Regions from separate parts of the Homo sapiens genome. Here region 1 is linked to region 2. The links are chromatin contacts, found by Hi-C or POLR2A ChIA-PET in ENCODE. All regions are on one chromosome and are shown on one strand. Each heading gives the region's core, a stretch centred on a gene start or an enhancer-like site at or near the end of the contact. The rest is flanking DNA. Distances are from core to core; before and after follow the strand shown.

Region 1 (5,369 bases), core at 312-2,811, 45 kb before region 2:
GTCCCTGCAAAAAAATACAAAAAATTAGCCAGGCATGGTGGCACATGCCTATACTCCCAGCTGCTCAGGAGGATGAGATGGGAGGATTGCTTGAACTCAGTAGGTTGAGGTTTCAGTGAACCATGATTGCACTACTCACTCCAGCCTGGGTGACACAGCAAGACCCTGTCTCAATAACAAAAATAATAATAAAAGAAAACTACAGGTCAATATCTCTGATGAATTTTGATGCAAAATTCTTCAACAAAATACTACAAAACAGAATTCAACAACACAATCATTCATTATAATCAAGTGGGATTTATCCCTAGGATGCAAGGATGGTTCAACACATGCAAATCAATCAGTGTGATAAATCAATCAATGTGATACATCATATCAACAGAATGAAGGATAAAAACCTTATGATCATTTCAACTGATGCTAAAAAAGCATTTGATAAAATTTGACATCACTTCATGATTTTAAAAAACCCTCAAAAAACTGGGTATAAAAGCATACCTCAACATAATAAAAGCCATGTATGACAGACCTACAGCTAGTATCATACTGCGGGGAAAAACTGAAAGCCTTTGCTCTAAAATCTGGAACACGACAAGGATGCCCACTTTCACCACTGTTATCAACACAGTACTGGAAGTGCTAGCTAGGGCAATCAGAGAAGAGAAATAAAGGGCATCCAAATTGGAAAGAAGTCTTCAAATTATCCTTGTTTGCAGATGATATGATTTTATATTTGGAAAAACCTAAGGACTTCACCAAAAAACTATTAGAGTTGATAAATTCAGTAAAGTTGGAGTACACAAAATCAACATACAAAAGTCAGTACCATTTCTATATGCCAATAGTGAATGACCTGAAAAAGAAATTTAAAAAGTACTCCCATTTACAATAGACACAAATAAAATAAAATACCCAGGAATTAATTTAACCGAAGAAGTGAAACATCTCTACAATGAAAACTATAAAACACTGATAAAGAAAATTGAATAGAACACCAAAAAATGGAAAGACATTCCATGGGTTGAAAGAATCAATATTGTTAATATGTCCATACTACTCAAAGCAATTTATAGATTCAATAAAATCCTTATCAAAATACCAATGACATTCTTCACAGAAATAGAATAAACAATTCTAGGCTGGGTGCAGTGGCTCACACCTATAATCCCAGCACTCTGGGAGGCCAAGGTGGGTGGATCACCTGAGTTCAGGAGTTCGAGACCAGCCTGGCCAACATGGCGAAACCCTGTCTCTACCAAAAATACAAAAATTAGCCAGGCATGTGTGTGGAGGAAAAGTTAAATATTAAATTTGAACTCAATTGAACATGGACACAAACAATGGTCACTAAGTCCTGAAACAGGTTGAGTGAGCCCCTTGAGGCATTCATCCATCGCTGTTTCAGAGAAATCTCTATTTCAATCTATTCTTACACGTTAGTTATTAAAAAACAATAGACAATCGCAAAAACAAGTTGTGACCTTTTTGTGTTCCTTAAGCCCAGTCACGAAGGGCACTCGTGACTGGGTCTCATGCCAAACAACTTGTTACGAAAACAGCTAGAGTCCCAGACTGCACCGAAACTTCATGAGACCTTCCCTCGCTGTGCACGGACAAGTGTCTGACTCTGGAGCCCAGGCTGTTGCTTCCCGGTCTGGTGATGAATCCTCCATAGTTTGGTGAGTGTAAGAAAATATATATATATATCTTTTCCCTTCTCCCCTTTTCATTGCAATTTGTTTATTATATCATTTGTTTATTATATCTGCATTGCCATTTACGTGGGATAAAGCTTGTTTACCCTTAAAGGTATTGTGTGTGTGTTTTTCTTCCCCCCTCAGGCATCTCCCGCACAGAACAGCATGGTGGCGGGTGCCTGTAATCCCAGCTACTCAGGAGGCTTGAGGCAGGAGAATCGCTTGAACCCAGGAGGCAGAAGTTGCAGTGAGCAGAGACTGCATCAGTGCACTCCAGCCTGGGTGACAGAGTAAGACTCTGTGAAAGAAAAGTGAAGAAAAAAGAGAAGAGAAGAGAAGAGAAGAGAAGAGAAGAGAAGAGAAGAACGAACAATTCTAAAATTTATGTGGATTCACAAAACAGCTGAATAGCCAAAGCTATCTTAAGCAAAAAGAACAAAACTGGGGGAATCACATTACTGGATTTCCAATTATACTGGAGAGCTATAGTAACCAAAACAGCATGGTATTGGCATAAAAACACACATATAGACCAATGGAACGGAATAGAGAACCCAGAAACAAAATCCACACACCTACAGTGAAGTCATTTTCCATAAAGGTGCCAAGAACGTACACTGAGGAAAAGACAGTCTCTTCAACAAATGGTGCTGGGAAAACTGAATATCCATAATGCAGAAGAATGAAACTAGACCCCTACCTCTCACCATAAACAAAAATCAAATCAAAATGAATTAAAGACTTAAATCTAAGATCTTAAACTATGAAACTAGTATAAGGAAATGTCTGGCAAACTCTCAAAGATATTGGTCTGGGCAAAAATTTATTGAATAATACCCCACAAGCACAGGCAACCAAAGCAAAAATGCACAAATGGGATCACATTAAGTTAAAAAGCTTCTGCAAGGCCAGGCGTGGTGGCTCATGCCTGTAATCCCAACACTTTGGGAGGCCGAGGTGGGCAGATCACCTGAGGTAAGGAGTTCAAGACCAGCCTGGCCAAAATGGTGAAACCCCATCTCTACTAAAAATACAAAAAATCAGCCGGGCGTGGTGGCGGGTGCCTGTAGCCCCAGCTACTCGGTAGGCTGGGGCAGGAGAATCGCTTGAGCCCAAAAGGCGGAGGTTGCAGTGAGCAGAGATTGCGTCACAGCACTCCAGCCTTGGCGACAGAGTGAGTGAGACTCCATCTCAAACGACAACAACAACAACAACAAAAACAACAAATACAGCTTCTGTACAGCAAAGGAAAACAGTCAACAAAGAGAAAAGACAACCACAGAATGGGAGAAGATATCTGCAAACTAACCATCTGACAAGGGGTTAATAACCAGAATATATAAGGGGCTTAAACAACTCTATAGTAAAAAAATCAAATATAATAATCTGATCAGAAAATGGGCAAAATATATGAAAAGATATTTCTCAAAAGAAAACGTACAAATGGCAAACAGGCCTATGAAAAGGTACTCAATACCACTGATCATCAGAGAAATGCAAATCAAAAGTACAATGAGATCTCATCTCGCCCCAGTTAAAATGGCTTATAACCAAAAGACAGGCAATAACAAATACTGGTGAGGATGTAGAGAAAAGGGAACCCTTGTACCCTGTTGGTGGAAATGTAAATGAGTACAATCACTGTGAAGAACAGTATGGAGGCTCTTCAAAAAACTAAAAATAGAGCTACCATAGGATCCAGCACTCCCACTGCTGGGGATATAAACTAAAGAAAGGAAATCAGTATATCAAAGAGATATCTGCAGCACTGATCACAATAGCCAAGATTTGGAAGGAACCTAAATGTCCATCAACAGATGAGTGGATAAAGAAAAAATGTGGTACTTATATACAATGGAGTATTATTCAGCCATAAAAAAGAATGAGATCCAGCCATTTGCAACAACATGGATGGGACTGGAGATCATTATGTCAAGTGAAATAAGCCAGGCACAGAAAGACAAACATCATTTGTTCTCACTTATTTTTGGGATCTAAAAATCAAAACAATTTAACTCATGGACACAGAGAGTAGAAAGATGATTACCAGAGGCTGTGAAGGGTAGTGGTGAGATGGGGAATGGGAAGGGAATGGTTAATGGGTACAAAAACATTAGTTAGAAAGAATGAATAAGACCTAGTATTTGATAGCACAACAGGGTGACTACAGTCAATAATAATTAGATTGGACATTTAAAAATAACTAAAATAATATAATTGGATTGTTTGTAACATAAAGAATAAATGCTTGAGGGGATAAATATCACCCCCCCAATAAAATAATTAAACAGAAACAGGAGGTAGATTTGGCCCACAGACTGAAGTTTAGAGACTCCTCCTTAATAGGAAGAACTAAATACCATATTGGACAAACTTAAACAAAATATCATTACTATAGAGCCTTGAGAAAACAGATTTTTCTTTATAAGATGCTAACTCCTTAAATGAAATAGTGGCCACCACAATTACTGAAGGAATACCTTAAAGACCCACACAACCACAGCTTTTTGAAAGACCAGGGCTACGTTTACAATGACAGGAGAAACAGACACAGCTTCCGTGTTGCCTGAACTGGCATAAACAACAGAAGAAATGAACAGTGTCAGACTGGCACACATCTGCCTGGCCAGGGCCTCATTCCCACACTCCGTCCGTTCTCCCAAAAGGATTCCCCACCCACCACCCCCCAGATGGCTAGTATCCAACCATCAGGGCTTAATCCTAAGCAAAATATCGAACTAGCTGTTTTCTTCTCACTGGCCTCATATCTGCAAAGCTAACCATCCGGCTGCCCTACCTTCAGCTTTCCTTCCAAACATAGTACTCCTCAGTCTCTCCTTCCTCCTAGCCTATACAAAGTCACAGTTTATGTTAATTTTATTAAAGCTATGTCAACAACAACAAAAAGTCTCAAATCACATCTAAGACATACCAGGTGACACAAATTCGTTTATAAATGAAAAAGTTTGGATAAAGTAGACATTTTTTTAGTTTACTATGAACTGATGATATACTGGCAAACTTACTAGATGGAGGGCTTTGAGCCAGCTACTTACACATCATGTCCTAATCTATGAAATAGCCCACGCTGCAGTTGTAGGGATGAGGGGTAAAGTTCATAAGCCACCCAGTGCACAGCCAACCACAGTGGGTGCTCATAATTGGTAGCTATTCCTAGGATGATGAGAAACAAGGATATATTAGAAAACATTCAGAATTCATCTGTAGAACAGGTGGGAGAAGGCTTTAAAAAAATAGCATTTCTGGCCAGGTGTGGTGGCTCACACCTGTAATCCCACCACTTTGGGAGGCTGAGGCGGGCGGATCACCAGGTCAGGAGTTCAAGACCAGCCTTGCCAACATAGTGAAACCCCGTCTCTACTAAAAAATACAAAAAATAGCCGGGTGTGGCAGCGGGCGCCTGTAATCCCAGCTATTCGGGAGGCTGAGGCAGGAGAATCACTTGAACCTAGGAGGCAGAGGTTGCAGTGAGCTGAGACTGCATCACTGCACTCCAGCCTGGGCAACATGCAAGACTCTGTCGCAAAAAAAAAAAAAAAAAAGCATTTTTGCTTGTATTATAGATAAGTGAAAAGGAGAAAAAAGAAACATGCACAAAGAAATTCTTTTAGTTATGCAGGTAGAGACAGTCTGTGTGTGTGCCTCTGT
Region 2 (5,083 bases), core at 750-3,249:
TGCTTGAACCCAGGAGGCGGAGGTTGCAGTGAGCCGAGATCGCACCACTGCATTCCAGCCTGGGTGACAGAGTAAGACTCCATCTCAAAAAAAAAAAAATTAAAAATAAATAAATAAATATATTCTTAAAAGTTTTCTCACAGTTGATGTAAAAGGATATTTGTCTCCAATGCACTCTATAGACTGTCAATTTATTCACATCTAACAAAAGACGAGAAATGCCAGTGCAACAAAGGCATTTAGAGTACTATAAAAACGCACAAATCGTCCCGGTGTGGTGGCTCACACCTGTAATCCCAGCACTTTGGGAGGCTGAGGCAGGCGGATCACGAGGTCAGGAGATCGAGACCATCCTGGCTAACACAGTGAAACCCCATCTCTACTAAAAAATTAGCCAGGCATGGTGGCAGGCACCTGTAGTCCCAGCTACTTGGGAGTTTGAGGCAGGAGAATGGCGTGAACCCACGAGGTGGAGCTTGCAGTGAGCCAAGATTGTGCCACTGCACTCCAGCCTGGGCGACAGAACAAGACTCCGTCTCAAAAAAAAAAAAAGAAAAAAATGCACAAATCTTCAGGTGGGCTGATATAACCGATACTACAAGTTCAAGGAAAGAAGGGGCAATCCATTTTAAATCTATAATTACCTTCTAGTATGTTTCAAAGATACTGTAACAGGAATTCTCATAATGGCTTTCTTCATAGTCCTATACTTAAAATTTTTAGGTATTAAATAGTCTGTTTGCTAGAAAGTATTAATAGAACTGTGAGATCTTGTATTTTATATCCATAATTTCCCCTTCATACATTCAGCCTTTTGTTTTTCACAGATCATAGAGATAACATTGTACTTATTAGTAGAAATAAACCAATTTGTTCTCACACACAAAGTTGGGTACCTTCAAATCAACAACTTCAAGAATCATGTTCACTTAAATCTTTGAAACTTTACAGAAAATTCCAACTGGGCATGGTGGCCTATGCCTGTAATTCTAGCGCTTTGGGAGGCTGAGGCAGGTGGATCACCTGAGGTCAGGAGTTTGAGACCAGCCTGGGCAACATGGTGAAACCCCATCTCTATCAAAATACAAAAATTAGCTGGGCGTGGTGGCACGTACCTGTAGTCCCAGCTACTAGGGAGGCTGAGGCAGGAGAACTGCTTGAACATGGGAGGTAGAGGTTGCAGTGAGCCCAGATTGTGCCACTGCACTCTAGCCAGGGCAACAGAGCAAGACTAGGTCTCTCAAAAAAAAAAAAGTTCCTACTATTTTTTGATTAATGAGGGTAAAATATGAATCTGATCATATGTTCGATATCTTATAAAATGGTCAGTTCAGAAGTTCCATGTTAAAATTACCAAGTCCTCTCAACCAATGAAAATCTATAGTCTTAAGAAAAAAAGGCTGGGCGTGTTGGCTCACACTTGTAATCTCAACATTTTGGGAGGCTGAGGCAGGAGCAACACTTGAGCCCAGGAGTTCAAGACCAGTCTGGGCAACATAGAGAGACACCGTCTCTACAAAAAATGAAAAATTAGCCAGGCACGGTAGTGTGCGCCTGTGGTCCCAGCTACTCAGGAGGCTGAGGTGGGAGGATCGCTTAAGCTCAGGAGGTTGAGGCTGCAGTGAGCTGTGATGGCTCTACTGCACTCTAGCCTGGGAGACACAGTGAGACCCTATATGTCAAGGGTAGGGGAGAAGGAAGGAAGGAACAAAGGTAGGTAGGTAGTGACAGTTACTACAGGACTGAACGAAGGCGGATGAACGCAGAAATGAAAACAAAAAAGAAACTGTTTTAAAGAAGGGGTCAGGGGGATCCCTGCTTCTAGTGAGCAAAGGCAGCCCTGAGCTTCTACAGCCTTTGTATTTATTGGGTAGAAAGAGCAGGGAGGAGTAGGTAACGATTGGTCAGCTGCTTGACTGATCACAGGTTCACATTATTGCTAACAGGCTTCAGATTTGCCTAATCACAAGCAACACTGTGCCTGGGGCATGACTGCCCTCAGCATTCCTTCTGGGCAGCAGACGCAGTTGTCAGCTTGCTAACATTCTGCATTCATGAGAACAGTTTGCTGTTTACTCATATAGCCTCCAGTGGTATACTGAGTTGATCACTGACCCTCATTCTTTCAGCCTCCAACAAAGGAAGGGAGGGAAGGAAAGGAGAGAAAGAGAAAAAGCATAAGTCCATCTTCCAATCTATGTCTGAAAATATAAATAACATAAGAGTTAACTTTTCAACAGTTTGACAGGTCCTAAAAGGTAAACACAGAATTACCATATGATCCAGCAACTCCACTCCTAGGTATATGCCCAAAAGAATTAAAAGCAGGGACTCAAACAGATATTTGTACACCAGTGCTCACAGTACTCAAGTGTTCATAAGTGACATTACTCACAATAGCCAAAAGGTGAAAATCACCCGTGTCCATCAACAGATAAATGGATAAACAAGTACAGTATATACATACAATGGAATATTATTCAGCCATAAAAAGGAACAAAATTCTGATATAGCTACAACATGGATGAACCTTGGGGACATTATGCCAAGTAAAATTAGCAAGACACAAAAGGATAAAAATATATGATTCTACTTATATGACGTACCTAGAGTAGGCAAATTCATAGAGACAAAAAGTAGAACAGAAGTTACTAGGGGCTGGGGGCAAGGCAGAATGGGAGTTATTGTTTAATCGCATTGTGAATGTGAAGTTACTGTCACTGAATTATACACTTAAAAATGATTATGATGGTAAATTTTGTGTTATTTATATTTTGCTATAGCAAAAAAGGAAAAAAAAAACCAGGATAATTAAACCGGGCAAAAAAGAGTCAAGTTTTCAAAGCATTTCCAATCTACCTCCACTATTTCATTAGGATTCTATTTTACAGATAAGGAAACTGAGGTTCAAACACCAAATGAGGAGCAAAGCATGGACCAGCACTCCAGCCAGTGGGCTCCACAGCCAGCCAACTGCAGCCTGGCTCACCCCACAGTCCAGCACACAGCACTTCTGAGTGCAAGCCTGCCTTCCCTCAGGACAGCCTCCCAATTCTACTCTCTGCCCTTATAGCTTTCCTCTCCCTCCACCAACTTTCATGTGAACAGTGGAATAATCACCACAGGGTAAAAGCACAATTCACAAGACTAGGAGAAAAGCCTAGGAGCACCTGAGAATGTAGGCCTTTCACAAGAGGACCACGCACACAGCACTTTGTGCTCAGAGTGCTCATTACCAAAGCAGACTAGGATGCTTCCAGCTGCAGGAAATCAGAAAACCCAAAGTCAAACTGGCATAAACCATGGGAAAATTTATTATCACACAGAACTATGAGATGAGAGGCAGAGGGAGATCCAGGCCTGGATCCTGTGACCAGCAGGTGAGTGCCAGAACCAAAAATGCAGGTTCCTTCTGTCTTTCTGCTCTGACAACTTCAGTGTCAGACTCACCTCAAGACTGATCCCCTCAAGGTCACAGAATGGCTGCCAGTGGAAATACGGTCACAGCTATGCTTCATTATTTGCTCTCTCATTCTGGATGTGAAGGAAAATGCTTCCCCCTCCCCCCTCAAAAAATAAAGTCTTTCCTTATGACTGAGGCAACCCAGATCATGTGGATACCTCTAGACCATAAACAGTCACCACGGGAAAACCATGCTCTCACCTACTTAAAGAATGGATTCTCATGGCTAAGGGTGAAGGGGAAGTAACCGAAGAAAATGTGCATCTCGTTATTAGGAAAGACAAAGGAAATGGATGCTGATAGGCAGCCAGCACTGTCCACTATTCCTGTGTTTCTCAAACTTTAATGCACATGAACTCCCAGAGGATCTCACTACAACACAGATCCGGATTTGGTAGGTCTGAGATAGATAGGGCCCAAGATTCTACATCTTCAATAAGCTTCCAGATAATGATTATGCTCCTGGTCCCTCTCTGCACACAGGAGCTATTCAACAATGGTTTGTGTGTCCCTTACCTAAAGAGCACACCTCCCCTAGTGACCAGGGTGTCTGGCCGCCTCCTGAGAGCGTCATGTCATGTACTTTTGTCAGGCTGGTTGCCAGCTGCGCTCTGAACATTAGAGGCCAGCACACTCCTCTCAGCTGTAATGGCACGGATATTGAATAGTGCAGGTGACAAATTACCCTGAGGCATCCAGAAACTAAGAAGCTTTTTAAACAAAAACATTTGGCAAAATAATCAATGGTGATAAATAATATACTCTAGCTCTAATGGCAAGCTGTTATAAATCTCTTGCATTTTATCACCCCATCTATGTTAAGAGTTTCTACCCCAAGAATAAGGAAGATACTCTTCTTCAGAGACTGTCCTTCAGTAGCACTACCCCAATGGGACACCATGCCAAGTACAGGGGGAGAAGGTGACCACTCCTCGGGAATAGAGTGTAGGCTCTAGAGTCTGGGATGAAGTGGAGCCATGGGTTAGTCTGGCTCATACTGAAGAAGATGTAAAGGGCAATAGGTATCAAGTGAATATACAGGAAATAAGTAGCAGCATCTCCTAGATTTTCCACAGGATCTCAATACCACTGACCCCACCAAGAGGTGTCATTCCTCCACCACCTCTTCTATCCTCTCCTGGCAATTTCCTTGGCTTCAGAATAACAAGGTGTTCCCCAACATTGAATGGATTTCCCAGAGAAAATGTAATGCTACAGGAAATGCATAGGATCGGAAATTCCAGGGCCCAGGTCTCAACATCAGCTTTGTCATTTTACCAACCAACTATGTGAGTAAACAAGTATTTCCTGAGTCTTGGTTTGCTTATCTAAAAAAATAAAAGAGAATGAGGATAATCATGCCTATCTATATCATCAAACACTACACAAATGTTTGTCCCTATCATTCGAAGTTCTCCGTATGGTAGAAGAGTAATCCCAGTTTTCCCCATACACCAGAGAACTCTGTAATTCTCACAAATCCTGGATGTTCAGATTGAAAATGATCTCAGGCATGGCTCCTCCATATACTCTAATGTCCAACAGAGTCATCACAGCAGTTCTGGGGGTGTACGGCCTGAAGCCAGTTCCCCAGAGATTCTGGGAAGGCTCGTCTGGGTC

The links. A loop is a pair of places that touch in the nucleus more often than their neighbours do. ChIA-PET counts read pairs that join two places held with the same protein, here RNA polymerase II (POLR2A).
Region 1: a loop to region 2 is called in a map of A673, with 20 times the contacts of the local background. The contact joins two enhancer-like sites. A Hi-C loop is called at or near these places in 2 of 168 maps with a recorded cell type or tissue (A673 and chondrocyte). POLR2A ChIA-PET finds 5 or more read pairs at or near these places in 4 of 52 experiments (A673, GM12878, K562 and 1 more).

The regions. Positions count from the first base shown.
Region 1 is chr2:108,597,588-108,602,956 of GRCh38, reverse strand. The region is part of intron 1 of LIMS1 (LIM zinc finger domain containing 1); the gene reads right to left. Among named protein-coding and RNA genes, the nearest start is that of LIMS1, 66 kb to the right of the region's middle. Within about 2 kb of position 1,561, at least 2 of the 41 ENCODE cell types and tissues checked have a DNase peak (open chromatin) inside an H3K27ac peak, as active enhancers do.
Region 2 is chr2:108,553,692-108,558,774 of GRCh38, reverse strand. The region is part of intron 1 of LIMS1 (LIM zinc finger domain containing 1); the gene reads right to left. Among named protein-coding and RNA genes, the nearest start is that of LIMS1, 22 kb to the right of the region's middle. Within about 2 kb of position 1,999, at least 3 of the 41 ENCODE cell types and tissues checked have a DNase peak (open chromatin) inside an H3K27ac peak, as active enhancers do.